2 separate regions of the Homo sapiens genome follow, and region 1 is linked to region 2. A link is a loop called in an ENCODE intact Hi-C map of the cell type or tissue named here. Cell type or tissue: A673. All regions are shown on one strand. Each heading gives the region's core, and the rest is flanking DNA. Links, peaks and the distances in the headings are about the cores only.

Region 1 (10,599 bases), core at 1,763-9,762, 140 kb after region 2:
TAAAGGCTCTCAACTACATCCACCGCCATTAAACTAAAACTGGGTGACTAGGATACCTAGCATGGCAATATTTACATTAAAGCTTTTTTCATTACATTTTAATCAGCGCCTAGAATCTCATTAAATATTGTTTATAAAGTCTTGGCAGCCACCAGTTGCTATTCTATAAAACCATTTGCACATAGTGTACATATTTTTTACTTAATGAAATAGGTTTTTGATTTGTAACATCTATTACGTCGAAGGAATTAATGTTAATAATAATGGCCAAGATTTACTGTATTTCACACATAGTGGCAAGTACCACACTTTTACTTGCTTTATCTTATTTATCCTTCTTCACAAGCTTGTGAGAAGATTGAGGAATGGGGAGGCTCAGAGACTAGCCCAATATTATATAACTAATAGGTAGTAAAAGGAGACTGAATGGACTGAATAAATTTATATTGCTTGAGAGCTCTTTAACCATAGGTTAAAAGTATAAGGTTGAGCATGGTTATGATTCTGTATGAAGCAAGGTAGTTGAGTACATGTACTTCAAATTATGGGTATAAACACATTGTATTTCTATAGTGCCTTTCACAGGACTTTCCACTGCATTACTTTATTTATCCTAACACAGTCTTGTGAGGTGAATAGGTGTAGTGGTGTTATTATCTTCTAGCCACGGAGAGGATAAACTTCTTTCTGAATCTGCAGAGCTTGGACTAGAGTAAGTCTAATTTCATGAGCAGGACACTTTCTATGAAATCATATTGCCTCTTTCTGTAGGCCAATCCACTTTTTCACTACCGATGATACTTAGTGAACACTGATTCAGAATACAGCAAACTATGAATGTACCAATATGTTATTTAAACCCCAAATCCCCAATTATCTCATAAGCATTCACCAAATTTGTAAAAACTTGTTTCATTTCTAATTCAAATTATGTAGGTTGAAATTTGAAGCATTACTTTACTGAAAGACATTGAACATGTTGGGTGATATATACTGGGAAAAAAGCTACTAATTTTTTACTTTTCCAAAGAAAATGTGTGGGAAATTGAGATGAAGCATTATCATAGTAGGAAAAATAATTAATCCAGAATAAGGTTAACACAGAAAACCTGCAGTATAGATTTTCTAGCAGCCCAAGAAAAAAAATATTCAACCATCTAAAAGATAAACACAAGACAGTTTTTCATAACTTTCTCTGATACTGAAACATAAAAAAAATTCTCTGATGAAGTTCTCATAACAAGTTATCCTAGACAAGGATCTACATAATGAATACAACTGAAACTAGATAAGAAATCCATAGCACTAAAGTGTGATTCAGTAAAAAATTCTAGAAAAGAACAAGCCAGTACAGCTATATATATATAATTTTCTGAGGGCCTGAATTGATGCTAGGATAAAATTAGAATACTCAGAATGCCTCACAAAAGATGTGGCTTTGGGACTGCATATTCTTTTGAGAATCAGATGAAAGCTCTGATTGGAACTTCTCTCTCCAAAAATACAGACACAAAATTACATTTGCAATATATTTAATGAAAGAAAATGTAAATCTGAAAATCCAGTGACATTTTCACTCCTGGAAGCGCATCCCTTACATCCAGAATTCCCCTAATAAATGAATGGATAGTTTCAATTTCTTATTAATATTATTTGCCACAATCAGACTTTGGTAAGGATTAACAGCAGGGATTTGGGGCATGCAATTTCTGGCAAGAAGCTGTATCTTTTTTATGACTGATCAAAGGGAGATGCAAACCACTGTGAAGTAGGTGAAATTAAGAGCCCTAGCCAGGCACAGTGGCTCACGCCTGTATCCCAGCACTTTGGGAATCCGAGTGAGCAGATATCTTGAGGTCAGGAGTTCGAGACCAGCGGGGCCAATATGGTGAAACCCCATCTCTACTAAAAATACAAAAATTAGGCAGGCATGGTGGCATGCACCTGTAATCCCAGCCACTCGAGAGGCTGAGGCACGATTGCTTGAACCTGGGAAACGGAGGTTGCAGTGAGCCGAGATCGAGTTCGCCGCCATTGCACTCCAGCCTGGGTGACAGGGCGAGACTCCGTCTCAAAAACAAAAACAAAAACAAAAACAAAAAAAGGAAATAACGAGCCTTTGTGAAAATTAAGGAATACAAGCAAGACTTGAACTTTAGAGCTCTGTTTCTGACTGAAAGTGCATAAAGTGGCAATAATAATAATAGTAATTCATTGAGCATTTACATGTTCCAACTCAGGTTCCCTCTCAACATTATGATGTTAGCACTACCATTAACCCCATTTTCCATAGGAATAAACTGAGACATAGTGAGGTTAGGAGACTTGCCCAAAGTCTCAGTCCAGATATGATAAATTCATTCATAGAATTCATATAGAAAGAAGATTTCTGTTCTTCACTTAAAAAAGTATGGCATTTATTTTTCCTAGAGAATAAATTACTTAAAAATAAATTGAACTCATAAAAGACAAATTTGGTATATTAAAATAGACATCAAAATAGCAAAGTTAATGATCATTAAAATTATTTTACTGCCAGCTGCCTTGTCCCAGCATTTAAGGGTTTTAGGCTCAATGAGCTGGAAAGGACTTCAATAGCGACTCTGTCTGTCTCCTTGACAAGTCTTACACTTATAATAAATGGATGCCAAGTGTTCTTGATCCTAAAGTTTAAAAAACATCTACACCTTACCAAATTCTTTAATATATTTGTGTATACTTTATTGTCTATTAAATGTGTATTTTTTGTAAGAATGGTAAAAATTAAATTTTAGGCCTAAATTTTTATTTATTCTTGTGTTTTGCATACTTATCATTCACTTCTGCTATTTATTTGACATGGTGAATCTGTCATATCCTAGTACACATTTATTCTGGTGTACTTATAATTCTACTATTCACTTATAATTCTATTATTCCTATTTATATTCACCTACTTTCTAACCTTAGAAAGATGGAGTCTATAGCTATTGCATGACTGAGTTCAGCTTTGTAAAATAATAAACGTGTGTTAGCTCCAAATTTAGGGTTACATAATATTTGTCCACTTTGACCTGTGTCCTCAGAAAAATCTTTCCGGTCTGGCTTTTTTGGTTAATGTTTTATTGCTTTCATTTATGAAAACACACATTTCCATGGTAAGGAGTAATTTTGGTTTATTCAACCTAGCACAAGAGATGATGTTCTGAAACCTCAAGACATGGCTATATGAGGCATTTATTGAGTAAAATTCTGTCAGATGGGCAGGTGGACAATTATGTCCCAAGCCTAAAGAAATCAGATAAGGAAAATTTAAAAATATACATTAGGCAATGGAATAAAATTAATTCAGTCCTCTTCCTGTTCCTGTCCTGTTCCTGTTCCTATTTTGCCATTCCTTCCTCCACCCTCTTTTAGAGTTTTCATTGTAATTGGTGACTGAACACAGTTTTCTTCACAAGCTTGTGTTCCCTTAGCCCACAGATGTCAGGAGGAGGTGGGAGTAAATGCAGCTGTGAAACAGAATCGAGTTTCATCCTCCCCAGTAAACAGCAGGGTGAATAGTGCTCTGCTTATCTTTCTACAAGCAGCTTTCCATTAGATTCTATTTCAAGATTATGGGTTCAAAGTAGGTGATCTCAGATTCTGATCCTAGATTCTTGTCTGAGCAACCCACTCAAGGAAACACACACACACACACACACACACACACACACACACACACTGCACAGTTGCCTCCCTCTATTATTCCTGGCTGCAATAAAAATCAATGATCAAGGTATATGCCCCATGAAAGGGTAAATAAAATCATTCATAGTATTTTAATTCTGGAATTTAGGATTACAAAATATCAGTTAAAATGAGATAGGAACTTTTAAACCTCACACACACCTGTTAGACTATAAAGCCAAGGGATGCCACTAATTCCTCACTTTATTTGGGTAAAGATTTAATTAAATATAATGTAAATTTGTATTACATAAATACCACAGAAACATATCCTACGAATTATATCTGTAAAAATATTCAACTGAGGAGAGAAGAGCATGCATTAAGATAAAAACAGGTAGTTTTGTCATTTACTGGGTGAAGAGAGTTCCTTTCACTGACTGACATTTTAGGCTTTACAAATGAACATGAATATAAACATATTTATAACATACTGTATAAGCAAAAGACCCCAGGATTCTAAACATAGGTTCCAGACTTCAGGTGATCTTAGGGTCTACCACAAAACCTGTAGGAGGTGCCTGTTGAATTTATGAACGCTATTATATTATTTTTTTCTATCATTTGAAACACTAAAAATTAAAGCAAAAAGAATAAATGCATCAGCACACAGTAGGGGCTGTAACACGCACCACATGCATTTATCCTAAAGGCAGTGTAATGCTTTATGAAAATGGCTCATTGTGAAGATAGAAGCTTTTATAAAACTGAAAGTGGTGGTTTTTCATCATTATATGAAGAGAACAGAGTGACTGATGTTACAAAAGAAATGTTGAAAGAGAAAGGTCATCTTATGTCTGATACATTTGATTTTTTTTCCCCAAAAGATATATCTGTTAGGAAATCTATTCGTCTGGAAAAAAAAAATCCTGTAAGTCATTAGGAGATGTGTTCCCTGGTCACTTATAACCACATGAATAAACCATTCTGACTGATCATGAAACAGATCAAGAAGAATACTATATAGCTGCCTTCCGGCTAAAATTTTGAAAAGTTATGACACCTTTCAAGAGATTAGTATTCTTGGCATCTACTTGGCAAGGTTGTAAATGGAATTTGCGAAAGATTTCTATCTCCACTTTTCCCTTCTGGAAACTCCAGCTCAATATACTTCTCTGCTGGATTTGGTATATTTTGAAGTAATATTTGTGGCCTGAATTAGAAGTCTTGGATTAGGGAAAAACATACTTGTCACAAGTCTATTAGAGCACATTTGACTAAAATTACCAAAGAAGACATGAGCATTTTGTTTGCCTCTGTGAAAAATGTTTACAGCATGCAGTCATCAAGAGTGATTTATAGAGCTAAAATAGTAAATGTATTAAAATATACTTAATATACATGTCCCTTTCTGTATTTAAAAAATAATTTAAAATCCCTATTTGGATTTCAAGTAGACATTTAAAATTAATTTAATAATAAGATTTAATATTGAATCTACTCCAAAAATTAAAGAAATCTTCTGTATTCGTTACTTTGGGGGCTTTTTATAAAGTTGTGCTTTATCCTTTAATGAAAACAAAGTGTTATTTCACTATGATAAAGATCTTGAAGGGACTTGAAAAGTAAGGGTAGTTCTAGTCTAAATGAAACTATTCAAGCAGGGCTATGAATGTGCCTTTGGCAGAGATTTATAACACCTACTTAAAATGCTACACTGGTAGGAAATGAGAAGAAGAAGAAAAAAATCCTCTGCAAGTCAGGAAACCGTTGAGAAAGCAGTGAAAATCTTAACAATAAAATGCTGCAAATCACTAATAAAGTGTCTTTGCTTATTTGACAGTCTACAAAATGTGCAAGAATACGGACTCATACAGTAAAGAAAAGGGAGAATTACTTGCTTAAAGTGACAAAAATCCTTCATTTGTGCCTGTCAATTTTTGATGCAAGATCAATTACAGAATACAGGATTCCTTTATAATAATTTTTGATAATAATGTTAACCTTATCTTACAAGTTTGATAATGAACAAAGATTTTGATGAATTTTATGTGTGACTAAATTTTTTTTTGTCATTTGACAAAAACAAGAGGAGTTCATTATTTAAATGGAGGAAATGAGAATCAAAAGACCTCAGTAAAAAATACATGAGGGTCAAACATCATTAGATAGCACTAATTTAACTTTAGGACATATGGGTGCGCTTTTCATAAGAAGGTGCAATGTTATCATCATTCTGTAGCCATCTGTACTTTATGCCTGTGTGTGTGTGTTTGTGTGTGTGTGTGTGTCTGTGTGTGAGTATACAGCTACTGTGTGTTTTATATTGTATGATACCTAAAATTTATAAAAATCTGACCACATAGTTCCTATATAGAAAAAACAATCTATAGAAATCAAGTCAAGTAGTCCGTAGCATTTTTTCTTGAGAAAGGATTATGAGAATGAGCTCAGGATTTACTGACTGAGCTGGACTGAGCCATATGACTGCTGAAGGATCAATCTTCAAAAGCTGCCAATTTTCCATGGTGAAACCTGGAGAATTTTCTCATTAATGTGGACTAAATGAATAGACAATGGTGGCTCACAGACACCAGGAAAGATCATCTAATTTCCTAGAGATGATCATTTACAGGATTAAGATTCATTATCATTGCGTTCAAATATTACTTTTGGTACAGGTCCCTGGTTCAAACAGCTGAGCACTGAGATGTGTCAGTGATCCTGTTTCTCTTTAGTGCCCTGGCCCAGATTCTTGATTCCCTTCCCTGCTTCCTGGAATTCATTCTTTACCTATTTATATGGATGACACCTGCCCTCTACTTATTTCCTACTCTCTTTTCTCCCCTTGATACCTAATGTGTGATCTCTGACCTACTTAATGTATGGTGCAAACTGATGCTCTTTTTATCTACCTGAATTCAGACCCATGCTTTCTCTACTATGTCCAAGCACCATATGTTTCTCTGCATTCTTTCCTCTATTCATTCTGTCTGCCCAAGACATGCCTAGGAAGTATGTAAGTTTGTGCACCTCCCTTTTCTCATCTGCTTAAAGAATTTCAAATCAGACCATATCAAACTCCTTTGTCAACCATGATGACTTTCTTTACCTTCACTATCTCCTGTCCCACACTCCACCCCCCATCCCCTTCTGTTTCTCTGCCTCTGTTCTTCCGTCCACATTTCCTTGAGAATCATCCAACCAAAGACATTTGTTCACAGAGGTGAGTTTTGTGATATAATATTTCCCAGGAGATTTTCTTTAAAAAAAAAAAAGTCTCTACACTCCCCTTAGGCACAAAAAGCAAGTGTTAGTAATGCCTTTATTATACTTGGTAACTCTCAAGAAGAGAGGCACACCTAAGTGTGTGTCAGGAACTACGAGATGCCTTCAGAGTTAGAAAAAGCCCTGTCTAAACTCAATCTTCTTATATGCCACCACCCCAAAGAGAGAATGATCATCCACTTGGAAAAAGTCACTCTTCTAATTAAGGCAAATATACTGAAAAAATCATGTTTCCCTATTTTTCTTCTTTTTCTACTGTTGAATTTTTTTGGTCATTTCAATGTCAATCATGATAATTAATAAGGTATTCTTCTTTTACAAACCCAATACAATTGCATATTTTATGATTTTTTTTGCTTTAACTAATATTGCATCTTTCACCCAAAGTGTGTGTGTGTGCACGCGCATGCGTGTGTGTGCGTGAGCACGTGAGTGTGCACAGTCTGCAGAATGTCACATATAGTGATATGGCAGAAAGTGGGTCCATGTATTTAGGATTGCCACTAAGGATTAGTATTGCTGTGAGTCCCATTATGCTTCTGTGAGTTCGAGGAATCTTTCTGACATGAAGATGTTCTGCAGGTAGCTAATTCCTAAATGAGCCCCTTTATAATGCTCCCCATGTACCTGTTTCAAATGCTAACCTGTTCAACTTTTTTTCACTGATAGTTTAGAATGACATTGAACATAAAATCCATTTTAGCTGCGTGAATGCTTTTCCTCTCACTGTGAAGACAGTCAGTTTGGAAAATTACAACATGAGTCACCTAAGAAATAACAGCAGGGATAGCAGCAAGGAAACTTTAAAATGCGCTGAAAGAGCCACCTGAATGTGAGACTAGAAATGATCAGTAAAAACCATGACCGAACACAATCAATAAATGACCCAGGCCTAGGGACAGTTTTAGATCTGCATGTAATGCTAAACTGCTGATACACAAGGGCAGCATATGTGTGATGACATAATTCAAAATGTAACTTATGCCCCCAAAGAGGATAGAAAGCATATTTATATTATTACAGCATGAGCTCCATATGTCTCTGTCAATTGTGCATTCCAGATGTTTACCTCAGTTTCAAGAGAATTTCTCAAGGGAATAAAAACTGATATGATTAACACCCTTTGGAATTTCACTGGATACATTAGCTACTTCCTTTTCTTCACTGAAATGGCAGTGTTGAGTCCCGTGACCTCCCTGATGTCCTGTGGTTGACACCTTCCCTGCTGAATTCTTCAGACATTAGGGTGGATGACTGATTACATTTTTGTGATTCTTTTTTTTCTTCCTCAAAGTTTAATGTCTCTCTTCTCTTTCTATATTGCTTTTTTTCACACAATTACTTTGCTACTTAAATTTTATGTGCTGAATTTTGTCCCCCCCCCCACAATTCCTATGCTGAATTCCTAACCCCTGTATCTCAGAAGGTGATTATTTGGAGATATCAAAGGACCTTGAAGGAGCTAATTAAGTGAAAATGAAGTCATTAAGGTGACCATAATTTAATATTATTGGTGTCTTTATAAGAAGAGAACATTTAGACACAGAGAGGCACAGAAGGAAGGCCATGGGAAGACACTGGGAGAAGACCGCCATCTATAAGCCAGAGAGAGACCTCACAGGCACCAACTCTGCTGACACCTTGATCTCAATTTCTCTGCATTTTCTCCAGAACTGTGAGGAAATAGATTTTCATAGTACCCAGTATATGGTACTTTCTCATGTCAGCTCTAACAAACTAATATAAAACACACACACATATACATGCTCCAAATCAACAATTTGTTGTTCAATTTCAAAAACTGACTAACATTATATCCACATTATAAAATTCATTAGGAAAAAATCAATATTTGAATAGAAATTTGGGATAGAAATGAAAATAGTCATCAAGAAGAATTAGCAAAACTGGCGATGAATGTGTCGGTGGGTCCTGCTCTGTAGGATGTGTTGGTCTGAGTGGAGATCTGAAACAATGGATAAAGAGCTACGCTGTATTCCTTATCCATGCTCCTGACAGTGACTGAGTACTTATCCACTAACCTCGTGATTACAAGTATCTATACCATCTTAACTATGAGTAAGAGACTCTGCCAGAACTACTGGTTACACTGTAAGTGTACAATATACTTTCTGTCCTTCAGGAGCTGATAGGGAAGCTGAGGAAACAAGATATGTGCACATAAAACATACACACACACACACACACACACACATACACACACACAGAGCAATGCAAACCAGATAGGATGAGAAACTAATGTCATAAGCTAAAGAAACTACAGAAAGTCCTTCTGAGAGTTCTATAGGTGTGTAGTAGCTAAAAATGAGACTGGAAAGGAAGAAAAATATATGAATGATATAAATAATAAAATACCTGCTGGGCCATAATTGGGCCCAAGGATAAAACAAAAACTGACCAAGAGATGAAGAGATGGTATCAGCGGAGAATTATTTAATTATATATCTTAGAATATATTTTTTTATAATTGTTTAAAGATTTGCTTGGGTCTATATCTTGAGGGAAAAGCCCACTTTATGGAATGGGAGGATGGAGAAAGAGGCAGAGGAGGGGTAGTCAGAGTACTTCAAAGAGACCTAAGGCCTTGCAGCAGACAAATTCTACACCAATCTAAGGTGTGGTGTGAGCAGAAAGCGGCCAATAGTAGAAAACACAGCAGGAGGTTGAAGGAAAACAACCACTAATTTAATCAACAAATGATCATTGTGTCCTTAAAACAGTTATCAGTACAGAAGGAGAGCACAGTTTGACTATAGAATATTAAGAATGAGGAGAGTATATATAATGGTCAAAAAAAAGGAGAGAAAAACTTAATTGGGAACGTTTAGATTTGCTAGAAAGGAGGAAAATGGAAGAGGTGCTAGTAGGAGAAGGGTTACTTGATTTTTAAAAAAAATCACAATGGAGAGGTCTTGGGATCTTTTAGGGACAGCGAGGAGGAAGTGATTAACACTGCTGTGGAACTGGGGCTCAGAGTGACCACAGGCCAAGGTTCTGAAAAAATCTAATGAGAAAAGACTGGAAGCAATTCCATTGAATGTTGTAGATGAAGAGTGACATAGATTACCCTTAAATATTAAAAGGACTGAAGGTTTTCTTTCTTTTTCATTTGCACCTTGTTAAATTGTTAAGATTGGCCCGGTGCGGTGGCTCACACCTGTAATCCCAGCACTTCGGGAGGCTGAGGCGGGTGGATGACTTGAGGTCAGGAGTTTGAGACCAGCCTGACCAACATGGTGAAACCCTGTCTCTATTAAAAATATGAAAAAATTAGCTGGGTTTGGTGGTGCATGTCTGTAATCCCAGCTACTTGGGCTGCTGAGGCAGGAGAATTGCATGAACGCAGGAGGTGCAGGTTGCAGTGAGCTGAGATCATACCGTTGCACTCCAGCCTGGGCACCGAGGAAGACTCCATCAAAAAAAAAAAATTATTAAGATCTACCAATTTTAGATTCCAGGCAATTAGCTTGCTGCCTGTTCACCTTCCCTAATCTTTATTTGAACATAACACTAAAGCTACAAACTACATTTTTCATCTGTAAAGAAAATAATGTAGGTGGAAGATTGCTTCTCTCCAAACAGACAGGCACTAGACTGTTGCTATCTGTGCTCATTATTGTTTTATTCTATCCCTCTTTTACT
Region 2 (10,599 bases), core at 917-8,916:
AGTACACTTTCTCTTCTTTACTGATGGAGACTTTGTCTAGAGTGCACTCCTGGGGCGGGGGACAAGGAGGAGTTCTTTCCATCTTACTATTGCCGAAGTTACCCAGCTGTGTCTGAGCTCCAACTACTCCATGCTTACTCTGGGGCTTTGGAGAGCTCAATGCTCAGAGAGTGTAGTCCTGAGAGACAGGGATCAAAGGAACTCACATACTAGAATCCATGCTCAAGGGAGTTTAGGAGGACTTGGGGTTATATTGTATCTTGAGAGGTAGCCTAGGCAATAGTCACTCTAACATTGTTTTGTGGGAAAACATATGTGTGTCAATATGGAGATGGAGAGGAATTGGCTGAAGAAAAACTGTTGAGAGAGACAGAAGGTGATACTATCTAGTGCCACATTTAGTGACCCTATTCTGAGCTCTGGTCCTTTGATTTGAAGATCCAGGTACTCATTCCTGTTGGTGTTTGTGGGTGATCAGTAGTTGAGCTAATTTAACATAGCTGAAGTTCCCACAAGGCTTTGGCACCAGAATAACAGTATTAATTTATAGTACAAAAATAATAACCTAAGAACCAGAATGCTGTGTTCATATAAAACACGATCTCCTTCTATCTGGGAAGCTAAATTATAATCTAAAGGTTATGTTAGTGAAGAAACAGTGAAAGCTAAAGGAATTTAGAAGATGATTTTCAAAAGTCTTGGGGATATTCTTACTGTAGAGGTATGTCAGTGGGATTGGAAGGTCAACTCCTTTTTATACAATGCTGTGTACATATGAGCCAAATTATGTATCTGTCACAGTTCACATTGAATGTCCAGTCATATTTTATACACAATGTTTTTCCCCTTCACACTGATTATGCAGTAAGCCCCAGAGAAGGTACATACACAGACACACACACGCACGCGCGCACACACACACACGGCTTTTAAAAAAGGGATTTGATTTTTAATAAAAACTCAATTATTTATTATGGCTAAAGAATACAAGGACTGAGTCCATGTAATTAAAATAAGCCTTTTAAAATATAAATATATAAACTAGCTAAGTGAATCCATCATATAGTTTCTCTTGCCCTTGAAAGATTTTTAAAAATCATTATTTACTGTTTACTTTTTGTATTCTAGGATCACTATGTCATAGGATAGGCAAGCTCAGCATACTTGCAATTATTAGAGAAAATTACGAAAAGTAAGGAGATACACCAGTTTATTGAAAGGCAGCAAATTCACAGTCTAGAAGGATTCATAAGGTAAAAGAGGTTGCAGATACATAAGCTTCGTGTCATAAAGCTAGGCTAATCTACACCAAATAAAATATTTATTTTTTAGCTCTACCATCTCTTTGTTTTATAATCCAACATTCCTTCACAACTGAGAAAACACAGGTGAGTATTTGCAAGGACTGGGCAGGACTGCAATGATTATGGTGAGAAGAGGAAGGGGGCACAAAGTGTTCATCAGTGGGAACATCTTCTCTCACGTTTATGCTCTTGGGTAGAGACACAGAGTTTCCCCATGTTATAGCCAGTTAGGATGGTCTCCAAGGCTCTGCTGTTGTGAGAGAAAGCAGAGGAGATGGTAAGAGAATACAAGGAAGTAGAACAGGCAGGGGTGCTAAGACAGTCCAGGCTGTCCTGCAATTTCTCATGTAAGGACAGCCTGAGCCCTTGGCTGGTTCCCATGGAACACCAGCTGCCTTCTTCCTCATACTCCTTGGTACAATTTACATTACTCTTTCTATCCTTCTCCCTGCTCCCTTTATCAGTTTAAAGTTGACTGCTGTTGATATTTGTAATATTTTAAGCATATCTCACTATTCGAATATGTTGGAGAAGAGCAAAAAATATAGTATGATTCATGTCTGTTTTTACATTACTCATTTTGTCTCTCTTCTCATTTAGTAGTGACCTGGAGAAATGGAAATGGGTAATTTTTATCTGCAACTTGTAATTGAGCACAGAATCTGCTAGGGATGGGATATATCTCACTGGCAAAACCAGCTGCTTTTCTTTGTTTAACAAAAGATCTTCTAACTAGTATTCAAACTCACAGCAAGAAGCAAAACAGCATTATACACCTCAGGAATCACATCTCTCTGAAATTCCGTGGAGGAAAGGCTTAGAATAGAAAGCTTATATTGAGAAGTGACACCGTGGTGAAATGATCATTGAAAGTTTAAGTGTTTCTAAAATACTGCCACCTTTTAATGATTATTTATATCCTAGGCAACTTGGTTTCCTGTTGGTACTTTATTATTTATATTCAATATAAAAAAATATATCTCATTTTTCCTGACTCCTTATTTGTAAATTTATGCTAAGCCCAGTAGGATTATTTATTTCATTCTTTCTGTTTTTCTTTAGAATTTTATATTATGTACTCAGTCGTTGAAAAATCATTTCCCAAAAAAAGTTACACCAAAACATGACATAATGTGGGGTTTATATTCATATATATATTTTTTCTGTATTTAATAAGATTGATTAAAAGACTACAAGAAGCCCCTAAAGCCTAAGAAAATAAAGAATGAATTCGCAAAAACATAAGAAGGAGGCTGGGTGTAATGGTTCACGGCTGTAATCCCAGCACTTTGGGAAGCAGAGGCTGGTGGATCATCTGAGTCAGGAGTTCAAGACCAGCCTGACCAACATGGAGAAACCCCATCTCTACTACAGATACAATGTTAGCCGGGTGTGGTGGCACATGCCTGCAGTCTCAGCTACTTGGGAGGCTGAGGCAGGAGAATCTCTTGAACCCAGGAGGCAGAGGTTGCAGTGAGCCGAGATGGCGCCATTGCACTCCAGCCTGGGCAACAAGAGCGAGACTCCATCTCAAAATTTTTAAAAAAAAAAAAAAAAAGAAGAAGAACGAAACAAGAGAATATATCATGAGAGAATAACTATCAAATATTTTAGATAACACAGCAACTTGAACATCGTTAATTGAAAGGAAACTTTTCCCTATACTCTTTTCTTTTCTTTTTTCTTTCTTTCTTTTTTTTTTTTTTTTGAGACGGAATCTCCCTCTGTTGCCAGGCTGGAGTGCAGTGGTGCCATCTCGGCTCACTGCAACCTCTGCCTCCTGGGTTCAAGCGATTCTCGTGCCTCAGCCTTCTGAGTAGCTGGGATTACAGGCACATGCCACCACACCCAGCTAATTTTTGTATTTTTAGTAGAGAAGGGGTTTCACCATGTTGGCCAGGATGGTCTTGATCTCCTGACTTTGTGATCCACCGTCCTCAGCCTCCCAAAGTGCTGGGATTACAAGCGTGAGCCACCGTGCCCGGCCCCCCATACTCTTTCTACTCTCCCCTGCTTCTAAGTTTTCCTTCTTTCTCCTATATTTACTATGTCAGTAGAGCCACCAGTTTCCTTCTGCTCCTTTTTCACCCTGGACATCTGCCAGACCTCATGTTTATGGCTCCCTTTCTTCCTCATATCGGTTAAAAAGGTACAACATGGAAGTGCCTTTTGCATAAAAATGTTAATTCTAAATTTGCGTACTTCCCAAAAATACTGGCTAAAATTTTATATTTTGCCAAATATTGAAGATTATTTTGGGTGGAAGACCAATTCCTCAGAAGAGATTTAAGTTTTGGCTATTAAAGATTTGTCTCAAATATTATCAAAAATTTTCATGCAAAGTTCTTGAATTCTGGCATGCACTCTACTTAATACTAAATCTCATGAAATCTGATTAATTCAGGCAGACAATGCATCCATTCATCCATCTATCCATCTTCCTATTTATCAAGTAATATTGATAGGTTGAAAATATGCATAATTTTAAAACATAATTCATTGTAAACCAAATGTTATTGACACCTTACTAAATATTTCCCTGTTTAGTATTTCTTCAGAAGTTGCATGACTAGTTCAGAAGTTGCATGATGTGGCTGTCTTTATATCTCAAATGGAGAAATATTTCCTTGAATTTTCTTACACCATCTTCAAACAATACTGTTAGCTTCCTAGTCCTATTCATATAGTTTCTATTTTTTCTCTTTTTATTTGATGGGTATAAATGTATGTTCATTTGATAGAGTACAAATGTTATATGAGGCAAATCTCCCTAGCTAATGCGTGACTTTCCATCTCTGAAAGTATGTCCCACACACACTAAAAGATAAAACAAAAGTCATGTAATTGATAAATAATCATGAAGATAGAAGAGATCCTTGTACAACAGGAAGAAAATTCTGATTTTAAAATAAACCTTGATGCTTACTGTAACTCAATCTCTCACATTATCTTTTTCATTTTTTACAAGGAAAAATTGTGAATTACTAGGTATAAGGAATAGAATGAATGAACAGATCCTGTGCAGGTGCACAGAAGTTCAGGAGCATTCTGTACATTGTATAGGGCAGTTGCTGGTTCAAAAAAATGCTGCATTTCAACTACTACAATAATTAAAAGAAACTCACATGGGACATGAATCAGTATTTGGAGTGTAAGTATTTGAAAAGCAGGTATCCTTTAAAAAGTTAGATGAAAGTAAGTAATGTGTATAATGCCCCGGTGAAAGCCGTTAGTTGATTATGTGTGTACGTCTATGTGCGTTTAAATTATTGACCTATCCACTGAATTTTTCTCTTTGACCAGAGTGTTAGTCTGAGAGGTCTAAGAAACAATTTCTTCTGACCTGGAAGCTGGATCACTTTGTAACTAGTAATTCTACCCCTTAGGGTCTGAGTATCTATGTTATTCATGGATTTTCTGCCATCAGCTTGGTATTCTAGAAGGATCACAGTTTGATGGATGATTTTTACAGTAGCTGTAATGTTTGCAAATAGCAAATGACCTTTTTTTTGAGTGTTGTTACATAACACCTGCTTGTGGTATTGAACTTGTTTGCCAGAGGGGCCCTGGTATTACTTCACAATAGGCAGATTTCTCTTTGACATTTTAAAATCGATATTTGCCTAAAAAGTTGCCTTGATTTTGTCTCCACCTCTCTTGCCTGGAGGATCAATTACTATACGATCAAAGCCCAAGAACATTTTTTTTTGGATCAGCTAATGTATGTAGTTGTTTAAAGTATTCTGCGTTATTTCTTGTTTCAGCCAAATTATGAGCTACTGTTAACTTTTAACAGTGTATTTTAAAAAAACTGTTTCCACTATTCACAGCATTAATAATCTTAATTAGCGCCCACTAAATGAAAGCGGAAGCTAGAGGATTCCACACCCTAATTAGAGATTTTTACCTCGGAGTCTATGAACTTTCAAGGAGTGCGTGGATAAATTCAAGGGAGTCAGGGAACTCCATGATACTATATGTTTTCATATGCATTTTCATGAAAAGTGTTTTCACAGGTGTTATTAAATTATCCAAAGTGTTATAGCCCAAATAATGTTTAAAACTTCTCATTTGAATACTTAAGATACTTAAGGGAGTATCGATGTTAAATATTGTCAACATAAAGAGTCTGAACTCACAATGCACGAAGGAATTGCTGAAAAATATCAGCATTATTTTACAATTGCAGAAATACCAAATACCCGCTAGGGGGCATAAAAACCTAAATGAAAGTTTGGAAACAAACCAGGTCTTTGCTGGTTTTCACAAGCTGAGAGCGAGAAAAGTATTTCCAGTAAATTGCCTGTACCGATTCCTTATCTTTTGCCTGCACACATGTAATATTTAGGCTGTATTTTGGGCATCTTATTCCTCTGGAAATAGTTGACCCCTACCCCACAAATTTCATAAATTATCTATTTTCAAGGTGTTTCCAAAAAGATGCAAAAATAATTCCGACAGCATTTTGTGTTTCTTTTACAAAGATAAGTAATTTTCTCTAATGCTAGGTATCGCTAAGGCACAATTTTAAATAAGAAACCCTTAATTAGGACCCTTAGTGTGAAAATTACATGAAATTAAAGGATTAAGATTTGTGTATAGAAAAGAAAAAATCAAGGAAAGAACTAAGATGATTTTAGCACATCTACTCAACATTCTCAACATTTATACAGTAAACCCTCAATGTGGGATTTCAGCAGGGCTTACTGACTGCGTTCTTTAGCTTGTGCTTTTTTAAAAAAACCAAATTCTTTCCTGTTTCCTATTTTTTTCCTCTTGCTTTTAGCCTATTATATGATTATGGCAAGGCTTTAAAGGTTATAAATGGAACATATGATTTTGACCTAACATTCTAATGAAGTGTTTTTTACCTAAATGAATGTCATCAGTAAAAGACTATATAGTCTCCTTTACAGAATATTTTATGTTCAAAATATGCCTTTCAGAGCCATGTTTTTAACACTTTATTCCCTCATTTTATAAAATTATGATTTTTAAAGAAGTTATGAAAATAGATGTACAACTGATTACTGAGAGGTACACATTAAAAACAAACAAAAAAACCCACTAGGGACTGGCTTTCCCAGCTGTGGAGCCACCGGAAATATTTTCCTGTGCTTTGAGTTCCTAGTCTTTGTTGCCTGGAGCTATCCTTTCACTCTCACATATCTGTGAGTCTGGTCATGTCATTCTCCTGCATAAAAGCCTTCAGTGTCTCTCCATCACCTGCAGGAAAGAGCCAAGCTCTTTAGCATGATAACCACAGCTCTTCATGACTTGGCCACCTCATCCTCCACTGTTCACCCACATACACCCCATAGTCTCACTGGAACAAATAACTTTCTATTACTGGAATGTACTACGTCTTTCCATTTCTGTATGTCTTGTAATACTGTTCTTTCCAGAATATTCCTCTTGGCACTCCTACTGCATAAATCCTTTGGGTAATTTCCAATTTCCATTGATGAAGCTCAAATGTCAATTCTTATTTAAAAACTTCCTGACAATTTTATCTCTATCCAATAAAAGTATCCACTCTCCCTTTGCTATGCCTTCAATGCTACTTGCAACTGAGAGAGTAGAATTAGATTTTTACAGGCCTATCTTCTCTTACCAGATCATGAGTTCAGTGAGGTCAAAGATCATGTCATTGTTATAAACCCAGGTCTAGCACAGACCTTGTCCAGTGCTGAGCAAATAATTGGAACCAATAAATATTTATTGCTTAAATAAATCCTTCAGGGAAAGGTCTGATGGTAAACAATACATATGGCAGGGAGTGAGGGGAGATAAAGGTCTCTTCCTCTTTTTTTCCTGAACCAGATTTCTTATTTTTCTCCAGGCCCAAAACCATGTCACCACCTCAGTTTTTCTAAATTCCTCTCCAATACTTAGACAAAATGCCCAGCATAACCTGGTTCTACACTGTTTATGCTTCCTCTTTTTATACTCAGAGAAATCCATTTTTAACCTAGATGATTTGAAATGAAAATAGAAGTGGCGAGACCTGCCACTTTTCCAGTTTCTACCTGTTTTCCATGGTCACATACTTAACAAACATGAATCTATAAATCTGGCCAGAATTTGTTGATTTTAATTTTAATTTTTTTAAGAGACAAGGTCTCACTATGTTGCCCAGACTGGAGTGCAGTGGCTGTTGACAGGTATAGTCATAGTGTACTACAGTCTAGAAATCCTGGACTCAAGGGAACCTTCAGCCTCAGCCTCCAGAGTAGCTGGGACAATAGGCATGCACCACCATGCTCAGCTTGGCCATCATTTTAAAATACAAATAACTCCAACTTGGCAGATTTTGTCCTTTTAAATATCCAACAATTCAAATAAATATAGACTCTGTTCTCTAAATCTCACCATCATCCTGTGAAGTAGCTGAGTTGTTCAATAACCATCTATTCTTCTCTTGGATGCTACTAATCTTAGATAGTGAGCACTGGCAATTATCTGAAAATTCCATCGTGTGGTAGTTATTTTTCTTAACAAGATCCTCTCTGGTTAAACCTTGTGAGTATATTGAGGGAGACATGTTTGTCTTCCAACAGAAAAAGAAAAATTAGTCCATCAAGTAAATCAAAGTCCCAGTGAATGCCTGATCACTTTGGCTTTGGGCTGATGGCACCAGCTTCCCTAAGATGCATGTTTTGGTTTTCCGTCCCAAGAGGTTTCATCTTCAACACTGTCAGGGCTACTTTCACTCTGGGGGCTTTCTTTAGTTACCTGCGGCCATTGCTTCCATCTCTTCCTGGCCTTTGAAAGGTAACTCTGTTGGATGAAACTCCCCACGGTGCATGGTTCTAGTCACCGCTGCTGCCCTGCAGGCTGTCACCCAAGGAGCCAAATCCCTTGCCACTTTGACAGTGCTGTTGATAAGCCTGTTTTCTTATAACCAGCCACCACTCTCACTTGCTGACACCCCTGGAACTGTTCATTGCTTATAATCTATTCAAAGACTCCCAAGTGCCTTTGCCAGGGGAAGACAGAGAAGCTGGTCCCCAGGTGTATGCCTGCAGTGCCAGCCTTAGGGGAGAATGTCAGTTAGGCAGCCTTAAAACAAGAAGTGCAGCTATTTAATTTGAAATTTTTTTCCCCCATCTGAGTTTACACAGCCTAAAATCCATTAGCTATTAGAGGTCTCATGGCATTTTTAAGTTGTATTTACCTATTTTATTTTTGACTGTACTTTTAAAATTACCTATGGATTATCCAGTAATGACCTAATACATATTTTATTTCTAATTCTGCCAAAGAAGGCCTGATAATTTTGCCACCTATTTATCTACTCCTTAAGTGTCACAGAAAAGAATGCACAAAATTCTAAGTGCCTGGGAGCTAAGACTTGGCTCTTTATTGTGGCAGAGAATTAGGCTCCTTTTTGGCAGCAGTAGTGTCTGACTGAGATGATGGTATTGTGAGTACAAGTTGTATCCCTCCTGGCGGGTCTGGCCATGCCCATATTACTCCTGTTCCCAAATACTTGACATGATCTGATGGCAGTTCTATGAAAGGCCTGGTGTTCTCACTCAGAAAGGCCTGGTGTTCTCACTCAACTGACCACTCCAGGTAGGGCCTGGGTTCCTCCTGTCCTGTGTTGGAAGCACAGGGCCAGCTTGGAGTTTACCATGAGAGGGTCATTTCTTACCACTCATACAGCCAGGTCATGGGCTTGCCTTGTATATTAGTCTGTTTTTATGCTGCTACTAAAGACATACCTGAGACTGGACAATTTATAAAGGAAGGAGATTTAATCGACTCACAGTTCCACCTGGCTGGAGAAGACTCACAATCATGGAGGAAGATGAAGCAAGAGCAAAGGGACATCTTACATGGCAGCTGGCAAAGGGAGAGTGACGGCCAAGTGAAAGGGGAAACCCCTTATAAAATCATCAGCTCTCTTGAGACTTATTCACTACTATGAGAACAGTATGGAGGAAACTGACCCCATAATTCAATTATCTCCTACCGGGTCCCTCCCACAACATGTGGGAATTATGGGAGCTACAATTCAAGATGAGATTTGGGTGGGGACACAGCCAAACCATATCACCTTGTTTCTCCTTATGTGTGCACCTCTCTGCTTAGTCACTAACCAGGGACTTCTTCCCTGCTAACGATTCCAAAGTTCTTTAAGTATAAATAATTTAATGTGATGATGCTTCATGTAAATAGTCACAGCTGTTTAAATATAAAAGGAGATGAGATTAGAGAAAATGTGATTTAACCTCCCAAAGACAGCCAGAGGCTTCCTCTAAAATTCTAGTGTTCAATTTAACCTAGAAAGTTTCTATATCCTTAAACAAACTTTGTTTTTGATGAGAATCCGGGAGCTTATGTTTACATTAGTTATGTTTTAGAAGAAAGATTCTATTCCAATCAAAGTGAGACAAAGTTATCTCCTAAAATTAAATGAGTATACTTTATGGATTTGTGTTTGGATTATTTTGCCTCTTCTTAGGAGATTAAAGCACCGATTGAATGGTCATTCTTTTTATTAACTATACAAACTAAGGTATATCCAGAAAAAATATATACATGAAGAGGATCTTAAAAAATTCATGACTCTACCTCTATAGTTCTACTTGGTCAGAATTCTGTATGAATATGCCCTGTGGTTGTATTCTTACTCTATGTAGTTAAGAAAAATCAACAACACACGACAAAAACAAAGATGACCCAAAAAGTACACCTGCTTAAACATAAACCAACTGAAAAGAAACTTCCATAAAAATTATTTCCATCAGGTTTCATTTTAAGGAGAAAGAGGAAACAAATCATGTGAAAATATGTTGATACTAGAAAACTATTTTTTTTAAATGCAGCATATATCCCACATTCTAAGTACATTAAATGCATACTTTCTTACTTCTCTTCGTATGCTCCTCTCTACACTTAATTTTCTGGAAGTGAGGTTGGATTGTGAGCAGAGTACCTTACTTTTAAAACAGTATTGATCGTATTCAAGGTCTAAGTAGGCAAATAAAAATCACATCAAGTGTTTACAACAGAATGGACTAAGTGAAGAAAGTTCTCATCCCATAAGATAACCCAGGAATTAGCAACAGCAGGAAGCTGCCACCAGCACGAGGCTGCAGGGTAAAGGGAGGAGGAAGTTTTTCAGTTTTAGGGCAGAGTGTCATGGAGGCTGGAACTTCAACAGTCTTTCAACGCAGAAAATTCTAGAGCCATAAAGGAGTGTGAGCAACTGCCTTACAAGATGCAAAGAAACAGCAGAAATACACTGGCTCCTTCCCCAGCCCCTCTCCAATCTCCTGCCAGTGCT

Evidence for each region. Peaks named below come from ENCODE experiments on the same cell type or tissue, not always from the same donor. Only the 100,000 strongest peaks of a DNase experiment are listed, where the experiment ranks them.
Region 1: a loop joins it to region 2, with 2.0 times the contacts of the local background. A loop is called at or near these places in 9 of 110 quality-filtered maps.

Annotation. Positions count from the first base shown.
Region 1 is chr7:120,581,507-120,592,105 of GRCh38, reverse strand. The region is part of intron 1 of KCND2 (potassium voltage-gated channel subfamily D member 2); the gene reads right to left. Among named protein-coding and RNA genes, the nearest start is that of TSPAN12, 270 kb to the left of the region's middle. In A673, for the core only: no CTCF peak of the experiment used is centred there; a DNase peak (open chromatin) is centred at 5,345.
Region 2 is chr7:120,720,546-120,731,144 of GRCh38, reverse strand. All of the region lies in intron 1 of KCND2 (potassium voltage-gated channel subfamily D member 2), which reads right to left. Among named protein-coding and RNA genes, the nearest start is that of TSPAN12, 130 kb to the left of the region's middle. In A673, for the core only: a CTCF peak has its summit at 5,485 (motif pointing right); a DNase peak (open chromatin) is centred at 5,534.